3 separate regions of the Homo sapiens genome follow, and regions 1 and 3 are each linked to region 2. A link is a contact called in ENCODE Hi-C or POLR2A ChIA-PET data. All regions are on one chromosome and are shown on one strand. The core of a region is the stretch at or near the end of the contact, and the rest is flanking DNA. Distances in the headings are between cores, read along the strand shown.

Evidence for each region. A loop is a pair of places that touch in the nucleus more often than their neighbours do. ChIA-PET counts read pairs that join two places held with the same protein, here RNA polymerase II (POLR2A). Pooled maps may share reads with other maps.
Region 1: a pooled map shows a loop between it and region 2 (2.3-fold over the local background). The contact joins two enhancer-like sites. A Hi-C loop is called at or near these places in 1 of 168 maps with a recorded cell type or tissue (HepG2) and 1 of 50 pooled maps. POLR2A ChIA-PET finds 5 or more read pairs at or near these places in 4 of 52 experiments (H1, MCF 10A, activated CD4-positive, alpha-beta T cell and 1 more).
Region 3: a map of gastrocnemius medialis shows a loop between it and region 2 (5-fold over the local background). The contact joins two enhancer-like sites. A Hi-C loop is called at or near these places in 2 of 168 maps with a recorded cell type or tissue (IMR-90 and gastrocnemius medialis) and 2 of 50 pooled maps. POLR2A ChIA-PET finds 5 or more read pairs at or near these places in 1 of 52 experiments (OCI-LY7).

Annotation. Positions count from the first base shown.
Region 1 is chr6:6,891,855-6,895,407 of GRCh38, forward strand. All of the region lies in intron 2 of LINC03055 (long intergenic non-protein coding RNA 3055), which reads left to right. Among named protein-coding and RNA genes, the nearest start is that of LINC03055, 8.0 kb to the left of the region's middle. Within about 2 kb of position 2,022, at least 7 of the 41 ENCODE cell types and tissues checked have a DNase peak (open chromatin) inside an H3K27ac peak, as active enhancers do.
Region 2 is chr6:6,941,571-6,944,925 of GRCh38, forward strand. No RefSeq gene overlaps it. Among named protein-coding and RNA genes, the nearest start is that of LINC03055, 58 kb to the left of the region's middle. Within about 2 kb of position 1,446, at least 6 of the 41 ENCODE cell types and tissues checked have a DNase peak (open chromatin) inside an H3K27ac peak, as active enhancers do; they include gastrocnemius medialis, where a contact is called at or near this core.
Region 3 is chr6:6,974,116-6,977,565 of GRCh38, forward strand. No RefSeq gene overlaps it. Among named protein-coding and RNA genes, the nearest start is that of LINC03055, 90 kb to the left of the region's middle. Within about 2 kb of position 1,761, at least 6 of the 41 ENCODE cell types and tissues checked have a DNase peak (open chromatin) inside an H3K27ac peak, as active enhancers do; they include gastrocnemius medialis, where a contact is called at or near this core.

The sequences.
Region 1 (3,553 bases), core at 772-3,271, 49 kb before region 2:
CCTGGAAGGGGCAGGGTAGACACTAACAGGTTGCCAGGACTCTTAATGACAGCACATGTGAGAACCTGGCTTGGCAAGCTCGGTTTTACCAGCCTTAAAGGCTTCCATGCCCTTCCATCATCACCCAGCATTACTGGAAATTCACTAGGGTTATACATTCAGAAGAATACACAGCCACTCCCCTTCATTTCTGAGCAGGGGTAGCTCCCATATCCGCCAGCCTTTTTCCTCCCCTCAGGGCCCGGTTTACGACACTTCAAGTTTTGTTCTCTGTTGTCAGGTGCTGTTGTGTAAGGTGGGAGAACAGATACTCCTGTGGGTGTGCTTGAGCTGAAACACATTTATCTAAATCTGAGCAGCAGGTGCTTTCACACACAGGAAGAGTGGTATCTGGTACCTTCCTGTAGGGCTGCGAGGGTCCTTCCCTTTCTGCCCACAGCAGCAGATCTGGGCCCACGTTGAAGACAAGCCCTCACTGCACTTGGGCAGCTATAATTTACCAGGCACGTCAAGGGTTGGGAAAGCTGTGACTAACAAGTCTAGCTTGTGCAAGACTCATCCTCTTACCTCTCTCTCACCATCACATCCCCAGCCCCACTAAAGAGTAGGATTCTGGCTGAGTCTTTGGCTAAGATGACAAATGGCAGCCCCTCTTGTTGAGACATCCTAACTCACACCGCTGGATCCGGAAGATGCACACAAACTCCACTTTTGCTAGCTTGCAGCCCCAAGGGTGTTCCAGAAAGTAGACCTTTATAACAGAACAGCTTCCTGGACTACAGGCATTGCTGTATCACTGCATCCAGGCCATAATTCTGATTGCCCCCTGTAAACCGGGAAACTCACTCCTCAGGATGCCCACCTTGCTGTTTGCCATCATGGAAATGCACTGAAGTGGCTCACCTACATTGTTACAGATAAACCACGGGCCACAGTTGCAGCACTCTTCTCAGGGTGTGGAGGGGAAATGACATCTATTCTTTGATTAATGTTGTCTCTCTCTGTCCCCAGAGTCAGTAAACAAACAAGCTGTCCTTGGAGCAAGCAAGCGCTTCCCTTTCGGCATCTCCCCCTCTCTGAGCGGCAGCCCTGCAAGTGAGGCCAATAGCCGTCCCTCAGCTGTGTACAGGACAGGCATTCTTGGACCTCAGAGTCCTGCAGTAGCATTTTGAGGACGCCAAGTTATTGATGGGGACAGGTGCTCATAATTCAGCATAACCCACCCAAGCCGTGTTTCACTTTTTCTGGAAACCTCTTGATTTAGGAATGAAAGCCCCTGGCTCCCCCTGGGCTGGGCTGGCCAGTAAACATCTCAGTCTGAGTTTGCCGAGGTGGGTTGCTAAATTTAATTGCCAGTTTCCACACCATGTGATGGTGTGTGACAGGCCAGCTCACCCTGTGAGTTAGCCAAGGGGTTTTAAATAAATGCTTTCTGACGGAAAGGATGATAAAGGTTCCTATTATTCACCAGTGAGCCTGGAGACTGAGCTGGTCCGGTTTTTACGACTGAGGCACAGCAATGTCAATCTCATGCTCTCTGTCACTACTTCCCACTGTGGCTTGACTAGGACAGCCTTAAGCGGCCTGCAGAAAGAGCTCCAGCCGGGTAGTCAGGAGACCTTTGCCAGCCCGATCCGTCCAAGGTTTCTGTGACCTTGGAAGGCAAATAGCTCTATGGGCCAGCGTCAGCCTCTGCGTCTGCAGAGAGGAGTGCTTCACAGGTCATGCTTGGGGCTTTCAGGAAGCATGTAATAGATATGCAAAGGCATTGCTGTTGGTGAAACATCCGTGGAACACCAGGCAACAAACCACTAAAAGCAGCATTTTTCTTGCTCCGATCCTTTAAAATATCGATGGAGATAAACTGATGCTGCTATTTGTGTTTTCCTTGACTATTTCCTTACGAAGCCCTGCAGTCACCGAATGCTCACTCAACCTTCCTTCAAAAGTGATTCAACGTGTGGCCTGAGAAGCGGCAGCATCAGCCTCACCTGGGCGTTGGTGAGAACGGCAGCATCTTGGCCTCTCCTGCTGAATCAGAGCGCGCTGCTTAACACGCTCCCGGGTGACTCGTACGTAGTCAGTGCTGGGAAGCGCTGGTCTACAGTCATGTTTCTCAAGCTTGAATGCACATCCGAATCCCCCGGAAGGTTTGCTAAAGCCTTGCTGGGCCCCACCCCCACGTTTCTGATTCAGCAGGTGTGGGTCGGGGTCTGCGAACTTGCATTTTTAGAAAGTTTTCTGGTGATGGTGATGCCTCTGGTCCAGGACCACACTTTGAGAACTTCTGGTCTTTCTTGAGCAGCTGTTTAGTGATACCTTCATTCCCACGTCACTAAGGGTGCATAACGTCTCTTCGTTATGTACTCTGGCTTCCTCAATCCCTGGAATTACTGTGGTATCCTCGTGATATATCTTCATTTCTTCCTCTTTAATCATCCTTGATCTCCCCCTTGATTTCAATATGTGTTTATCTCTCTTTCATTAGGAAGCTCTAGACACAGAAAACCAGACAGCTCGGTGCTGTGCAAAAATGGGAGGATTTCATGAAAATCCTACTTTTTTCTCCCATGTAGTTGTTTTAAAATTCCACTTGTTTTTTGTTTGTTTGTTTGAGATGGAGTCTCTCTCTGTCGCCCAGGCTGGAGTGCAGTGGCGCACTCTCCGCTCACTGCAACCTCCACATCCCGGGTTCAAGCAACTCCCCTGCCTCAGCTTCCTGAGTAGCTGGGATTACAAGCGCCCGCCACACGCCCAGCTAATTTTTGCATTTTTAGTAGAGATGGAGTTTTGCCATGTTGGCCAGGCTGATCTCAAACTCCTGACCTCGGGTGATCCACCCACCTTGGCCTCCGAAAATACTGGGATTCTAGGCGTGAGCCACTGCGCCCAGCCCAAATTCCACTTGTTTCTTTTTTTCAGCCAGAGTTATACACTGCTGGCCCATAAGGAACTTGTTACGATGTGACTACTACAGAATAACCAAATCGATTTGCTGCAGTACAATTTTTTTTATTTTTAAACCGCACAAGCAATATAGTGACACATTGGATTAAAGCAATCAACACTGGGCCGGGCACAGTGACTCACGCCTATAATCCCAGCACTTTGAGACACCGAGGCGGGTGGTTCGCATGAGCCCAGGAGTTTGAGACCAGCCTGGGCAACATGGAAAAACCCCATCTCTACAATAAAATACAAAAATTAGCCTGGTGTGGTGGCGTGCACCTGTGGTCTCAGCTACTCGGGAGGTTGAGGCTGGAGGATTGCTTAAACCCGTGAGGCGGAAGTTGCAGTGAACTGAATTTGCACCACTGCACTCCAGCCTAGGTGACAGAGCAAGACCCTGTCTCCAGAAAAAAAATAAACACTGAAGAATAATGAACTAAACCTTTATGCCCCACACCCCCCCCATCTCCTAGTCCACGCTCCTCCTCAGAGTTAATAAACATTGGCAGCTAGGTGTGTGTCTTCCATGCCTTTCTATATGCATATATATACCTACACATTTACATGCAGAAATATGTTTTGGATTTAAAAAAAATTACAAGTA
Region 2 (3,355 bases), core at 196-2,695:
ACCTGAAGGAAGGAATACTTTCTGAGAGAGAAAGAGACTGCATTGCACCCAGGCTGGAATGCAGTGGTGTGATCATAGCTCACTGCAGCCTCAAACTCCTGCCGTCAGGTGATCCTCTTGCTTCAGCCTAAGTAGCTGGGACTACAGGTATTCCCCACCACGCTTCTCTAATTTTCTTATTTTTTGTAGAGGTGGCGTCTTGCTATGCTGCCCAGTCTGAACTTGAACTCCTGGCCTCAAGTGATCCCATACCTTGGCCTCCCAAAGTGCTGGGATTAGAGGGGTGAGGGACCTTACCCAGCCTTAAGTGTTTTCTTGATGCTGCTCTGTATTGTTTAATTGTTTTGATCAATATGTGGTACTTTTCTGATTATTTTAAAATACCATAAAAAGCTGAGACAATTGTGTACCAGTTATAAAGAGGACTGCACATTTTTTATACTCGTTATCCAAAGCAGCAGCGCACAGGCAGAGTGAAAAATCCAGCCACAGCTGTGTGATTTAGAGGACAGTCCAACGCTCCAGGTCCCTCTTGCTGTCAGACAGCACCAGGTCACCAGACCTAAATGCCCCAACAATGCCTGAGTCTGCAGTGCTGAGAGGGTACCCGTGTCCAGCTTGGGAGGCCCACCTTTTCACTCCAAGGTCACACTGCAGGTCCCCAGGCCTTTGGCCCCAGATGTACCTGTCCCTTAACTTTCCCTTAAAATCAAATCTTAGGTTCTTACAAACCACCCCAATAAACTCAAAACTCGTGTTATGAAATTCCTTTACTAGTAAATATGCTGTCACTTGGAGACATTTTGCTTACTCCAGGCTGTACATTGGTTAAAGGCCTTCCACTCATCCTTGCCGTCTCTTCTTGAGGAATCACCTGCTGCAGACTTGGCTAATCATAAACCAAGGGGAAAAAAGTCAGAATTCACAACAGTGTTCACTTTAAAAGTTTAAAAAAAAAATGTGAGAGGAGAGGTGGGTATTACAATTTACCTCATCCGCGTGATTATTCACTTGTTGAATTGAAATTGAAGGGAAATTTGCGACTTGCACAAAGACAGGAACCTCTGCTGGAGACTTCCATCTGGGGAGCAGATTTATAAGCCTTTGGAGATGCGGAATAACTTTCCTGTAATGAAGCGCAAGCAAGACCACCCCCTCCAAATGGCGTGTAGGGCCCAGGGAAAGCTAAAATGCACAAAGACACCCAGACGGGAGGGTTTGAGAGGCGTCAGGGTTGAAACCTGAATAAAGCCAACCTTTTAAAAGTGAGTTCGTAGAAATGAGCTGTTCTGTACGTGCTGTTGTTTTTTTTGTTTTGTTTTGTTTTGTTTTGTTTTTTAATGACTTCTCAACCAGGCGGCTGCTTAGGGCTTTGAAAGCTCAATTTGAAATACAGGGAAGGAAGTGACAGAGCGTGATGCAGCCAGGCAGGTGCCTGTCTCAAGTGGAACATGGGCAGACCGTTGCAGAAGAGCGGGAGGGCTGGCAGGAGCCCCAGTGTCGTGCCGGAGCGGCTGGCTGCGCTCTCCACAGCCTCCCCTACAAACCACATGTTGGCCAGTAAACAGAAAGACCAACCGCTTGACGTGTCCTGAAATGGAATTACCAGTGGGCGATATAATAGCAAGATTCAAAGCAGGAAGCAAATAGCTTTTTCTACAAGTTTATTGTCAGAAACATTTTTCCACTCATTTTTTTTTTTTTTGCTTTGCTTTTGCAATACAGTAATGAAGGAGGACCCCAAAATGCTATTCTGGGGAACTGGAAAGAGTATTAATTCTCAGTGCTAAAGATGACACAGACCACAAAAATAAAAACAAAATACAAAAATAAATAAACAAGATTGAAAGGAGGGACTGGAATAGATATTTGTACCTCCATGATCACAGCAGCATTATTCACAACGTGGATGAACATTGAAGACATTATGCTCAGTGAAACAAAAGGGCAAATACTACATGATTCCACTTGTATGAGGTCCCTAGGAGTAAACTCACAGAGACAGGAAGTAGAATGGGGGCTGCCAGGGGCTGGGGGAGGGAGAATGGGGAGTTGGTGTTTAATGGGTACAGAGTTTCAGTTTGGGAACATGAAAAAGTTCTAGAGATAGATGGTGGTGATGGCTGCACAACATGGTGAATGTACTTAGTGCCACTGAGCTGTACACTCAGAAATGGTTAAGATGGTAAAATGCATGTTACATATGTTTTACCACAATAAAAAAATAATCAGGCCACACACAGTAGTCATGCTTGTAATCCCAGCACTTTAGGAGGCCAAGATGGGAGGATCACTTGAGCCCAGGAGTTCAAGACCAGCCTGGGCAACATTGGGAGACCTCGTCTCTACTTTTTTTTTTTTTTTCACATTTTACAACTAAATCTTTATTAAATAATTATTTCACAAGTTAGTAATATAATTATTCTTTTTTTTTTTTTTTGAGACGGAGTCTCGCTCTGTCGCCCAGGCTGGAGTGCTGTGGCACGATCTCGGCTCACTGCAAGCTCTGCCTCCTGGGTTCATGCCATTCTTCTGCCTCAGCCTCCCGAGTAGCTGGGACTACAGGCGCCCACCACCACGCCCAGCTAATTTTTTGTATTTTTTAGTACAGATGGGGTTTCACCATGTTAGCCAGGATGGTCTAGATCACCTGACCTCATGATCCGCCCGCCTCGGCCTCCCAAAGTGCTGGGATTACAGGCGTAAGCCACCATGCCCGGCCTTTATTGATATTCTTCTTCAGGTACTAGACTTCCTATGCATCCTAAACTGACTTTTTTATTATTATTATTATACTTTAAGTTCTAGGGTACATGTGCACAATGTGCATGTTTGTTACATAGGTATACATGTGCCATGTTGCTTTGCTGCACCCATTAATTCCTCATTTACATTAAGTATTTCTCCTAATGCTATCCCTCCCCCATCCCCCCACCCCACGACAGGCCCGAGTGTGTGATGTTCCCCACCCTGTGTCCAAGTGTTCTCATTGTTCAATTCCCACTTATGAGTGAGAACATGCGGTGTTTGGTTTTCTGTCCTTGTGATAGTTTGCGGAGAATGATGGTTTCCAGCTTCATCCATGTCCCCACAAAGGACATGAACTCATCCTTTTTTATGGCATGGTGTATATGCGCCACATTTTCTTAATCCAGTCTATCACTGATGGACATTTGGGTTGGTTCCAAGTCTTTGCTATTGTGAATAGTGCCGCAATAAACATACGTGTGCATGTGTCTTTATAGCAGCATGATTTATCATCCTTTGGGTATATACCCAGTAATGGGATCACAGGGTCAAATAGTATTTCTAGTTCTAGATCCTTGAGGAATTGCCACACTGTCTTCCACAATGG
Region 3 (3,450 bases), core at 511-3,010, 33 kb after region 2:
CCGTGAAACCAAGAGCAGCAGACTTCCTGCTTCAGGTCCAAAACTCTCTTGCAGCAATGATCACATTGACATGACTGTTTTCTTCTCAGGCCCTTTCCTAAGTTCCTTGAGGGCAAGAAATGTGTCTTTTTTTTTTCTTTTTTTGAGACAGAGTCTTGCTCTGTCGCCCAGGCTGGGGTGCAGTGGTGCGATCTCGGCTCACTGCAAGCTCCGCCTCCCGGGTTCACGCCATTCTCCTGCCTCAGTCTCCCGAGCAGCTGGGACTACAGGCCCCCGCCACCACGCCCAGCTAATTTTTTGTATTTTTAGTAGAGACGGGGTTTCACCGTGTTGGCCAGGATGGTCTCAATCTCTTGACCTCATGATCCACCTGCCTCAGCCTCCCAAAGTGTTCGGATTACAGGCGTGAGCCACTGCGCCCGGCCACGTCTTCTTAATCTCTTTATGACACGGAACATAACACCTCGTAAGGTCTCAGTGACTGACATGCAAAGAAAAAAATAACTGCGTCTGTTCAAGGCCAGAAGTAATTATACAATGCACCTGAGAATAACGTCTACCCACCAAGATTCACACTCTCTTATTTACACTATCACGAGTGACAAGCAACGTATAATCACTAGTGACATTTAATATATGAAGACTGCCATGTGCTAAGTATCCCAAAGAACATAGATTTTAGACACGATTGTTTTTCACTTCAGCTTACACATTAAAACTAGCTGGTGAGTCAGTATATCAAGGTCAAAAGAGTATTTCAAATATCAACTATTGCTCTTAGCCAACTACAAAAAATACATATCCGTGCTCAGTGCATGTGCTGCCTTGAGAAAAGTGAGGAAATGGAGACAGGAACGTCAGTCAGAAGAACACGTTCTTGGGAAGACTGTATAAAAGAAAAAGCCCTCAGAACCCTAGGAGAGGCCGGATGCGGTGTCTCATGCCTGTAATCCCAGCACTTTGGGAGGCAGAGGGGAGCAGATCACCCAAAGTCAGCAGTTCGAGACCAGCCTGGCCAACATGATGAAACCCCGTCTCTACTAAAAATACAAAAATCAGCCGGGCGTGATGGCGGGTGCATGTAATCCCAGCTACTCGGGAGACTGAGGCAGGAGCATCCCTTGAACCCGGGAGGCAGAGCTTGCAGTGAGCCAAGATCACACCACTGCACTCCAGCCTGGATGACAGAGCGAGACTCTGTCTCAAAAAAAAAAAAAAAGAACCCTAGGAGGAACTACCCTCCCACTTGGCACAATTCATGTCTCCATAGCCAGTGAGTATAAGAAGAAGATGCTGAAATACAAAGTACAGGAGAGTTACCTAGAAGTTCTTGAACTTAAAAATCTTTCCTGGATGATGGCCCTAATGTGATATGGTGCAAAGTTGGTGCCTATTGACCAAAGGGGAAGTGCCTACAGTTCTGCAGGTCAAGGTCATGAACTTTCTCTCCACGGTTTCCAGTCCAAATTAGGTTGCTCCATATAATCCTGGAACACAACCTATTTTAGTCTCCTCTAGTTCCAGTTTCTTTTTTTTTTTTTTGATGTGAGACCAAGTTCCATAGTAGTAGATAAAGAGTTGCAAAAGAATCCTCAACCCTTATCTTTTAGTCCCCAAATTAGACTGGGCCTAACCTCCTTGGTAGCTTCTTAAGTACCATTATCAAAGAGACAAATAAGAAACCTCAGGCTGAAGACAGATTCACCAGTGGAGCCAAAGTTATCATCGGAAGTGGCGTTCTCTCCCATGGGAGGGCCAGGGCAGTAAAGGGTCAGGAACAGGAAGCTCCTATACAAGAGCCTTGTTCTGGCTTCACCTCTGCTAGTAGAGAAACATACAGCACCTGCTCACAGCCCATTGCAGTTGGCACAGGGCTTTCTTGTGCATCATCAGCTTTTATTTTAAGCCTCTCAGCTTCCCTTGATAAATACAACGTAGTCAGTGCCGTGTGACAGAATCACGTGGAGCCAAGCAGAGGGTCACTTCAAAAACAAGCAGAGGGTCACTTCAAAAACAATCGTTCTGACTGGGTGCGGTGGCTCATGCCTGTAATCCCAACAATTTGGGAGGCTGAGGTGGGTGGATCACCTGAGTCCAGAAGTTTGAGACCAGCCTAGGCAACACAGTAAAATCCCAACTCTGCAAAAAATTAGCTGGGGGTGGTCGTGTGCACCTGTAGTCCCAGCTACTCAGGAGGCTGAGGTAAGAGGATCCATTGAGCCCAGGAGTCTAAAGCTGCAGTGAGCCGTGATCGTGTCACTGCACTCCAGCCTGGGCAACAGAGCAAGACTCTGTCTCCATCAATCAATCTATTTTTAAAAAGTGTTCTGCTTGTCACTGGCAAGCACAACATCAGCCACGCTTTAAAAACCTCTCTAAAACAGCCACATGGAACTAAATTCTCCCTTTCTTCTACCCCAGAACTTTAGGGGAAGAGAGGAGGTGATGTACCACTGGTTCCAAAACCTAATCAGAAAGAATCTGTTCCTAGGCAGGAGAGGTGGCTCATGCTTATTAATCCTAGCACTTTGGGAGGCCGAGGCGGGCAGATGGCTTGAGCTCAGGAGTTCAAGACCAGCCTGGCTAACATCGCAAAACTCTGTCTCTACTAAAACTACAAAAAAATGAGCTGGGCGTGGTGGTGTGTGCCTGTAATCCCAGCCACTCAGGAGGCTGAGGCAGGAGAATTGCTTGAACCTGGGAGGCAGTGGTCACAGTGAGCCGAGATCACGCCACTGTACTCCAGCCTGGGTGACAGAGTAAGATTCTGTCTCAAAAAAAAAGAATCTGTTCCATTTTCAGACACTTACTGAGCACCTTTACATACCACCTTCCAGATGCCTGCACAGTTTGTTATAAGAATTTTAACTTGCATAATAAGTATATACTTATTTGATTTCAAAGCAAAGCAAAGGGTAAAAACTTAGATTAAGGAATAATTTTTCCTAATAAGTTCAACAAACATTTGGAATAAGTGAGGAAATTAACTTTGTTATTGAATATATAACTGCTATGTCACATTTGCACAGAAAGCCACAAGTCTGGTCCAAGGAATTTATTTGTTACAAGATCACTTTCAATAGAGCAGGGAGAGTTTGGTTTCTGTTTGGTCAAATATTTCTATGTATTAGAGTTCAAAGTGGGCACAGTGACTCACTCCTGTAATCCCCACATTTTGGGAGTCTGAGGCAGGAGGATCTCTTGAGCCCAGAGTTTGAGACCAGTCTGGGCAACAGAGTGAAACCCATTCTCTAAAAAAAAAAAGAAAGAAAAGAAAAGAAAAATGTATATACACAAAAATTAGCTGGGTATGGTGCTGCACGCCTATAGTCTCAGCTACTCAGGAGGCTGAGGTGGGAGGATCACTTGGGCCCAGGAAGTTGAGACTGCACTGAGCCATGACTGTGCCACTGCACTCCAGCCTGAGCAGCAACAGAGTGAGACCCTGTC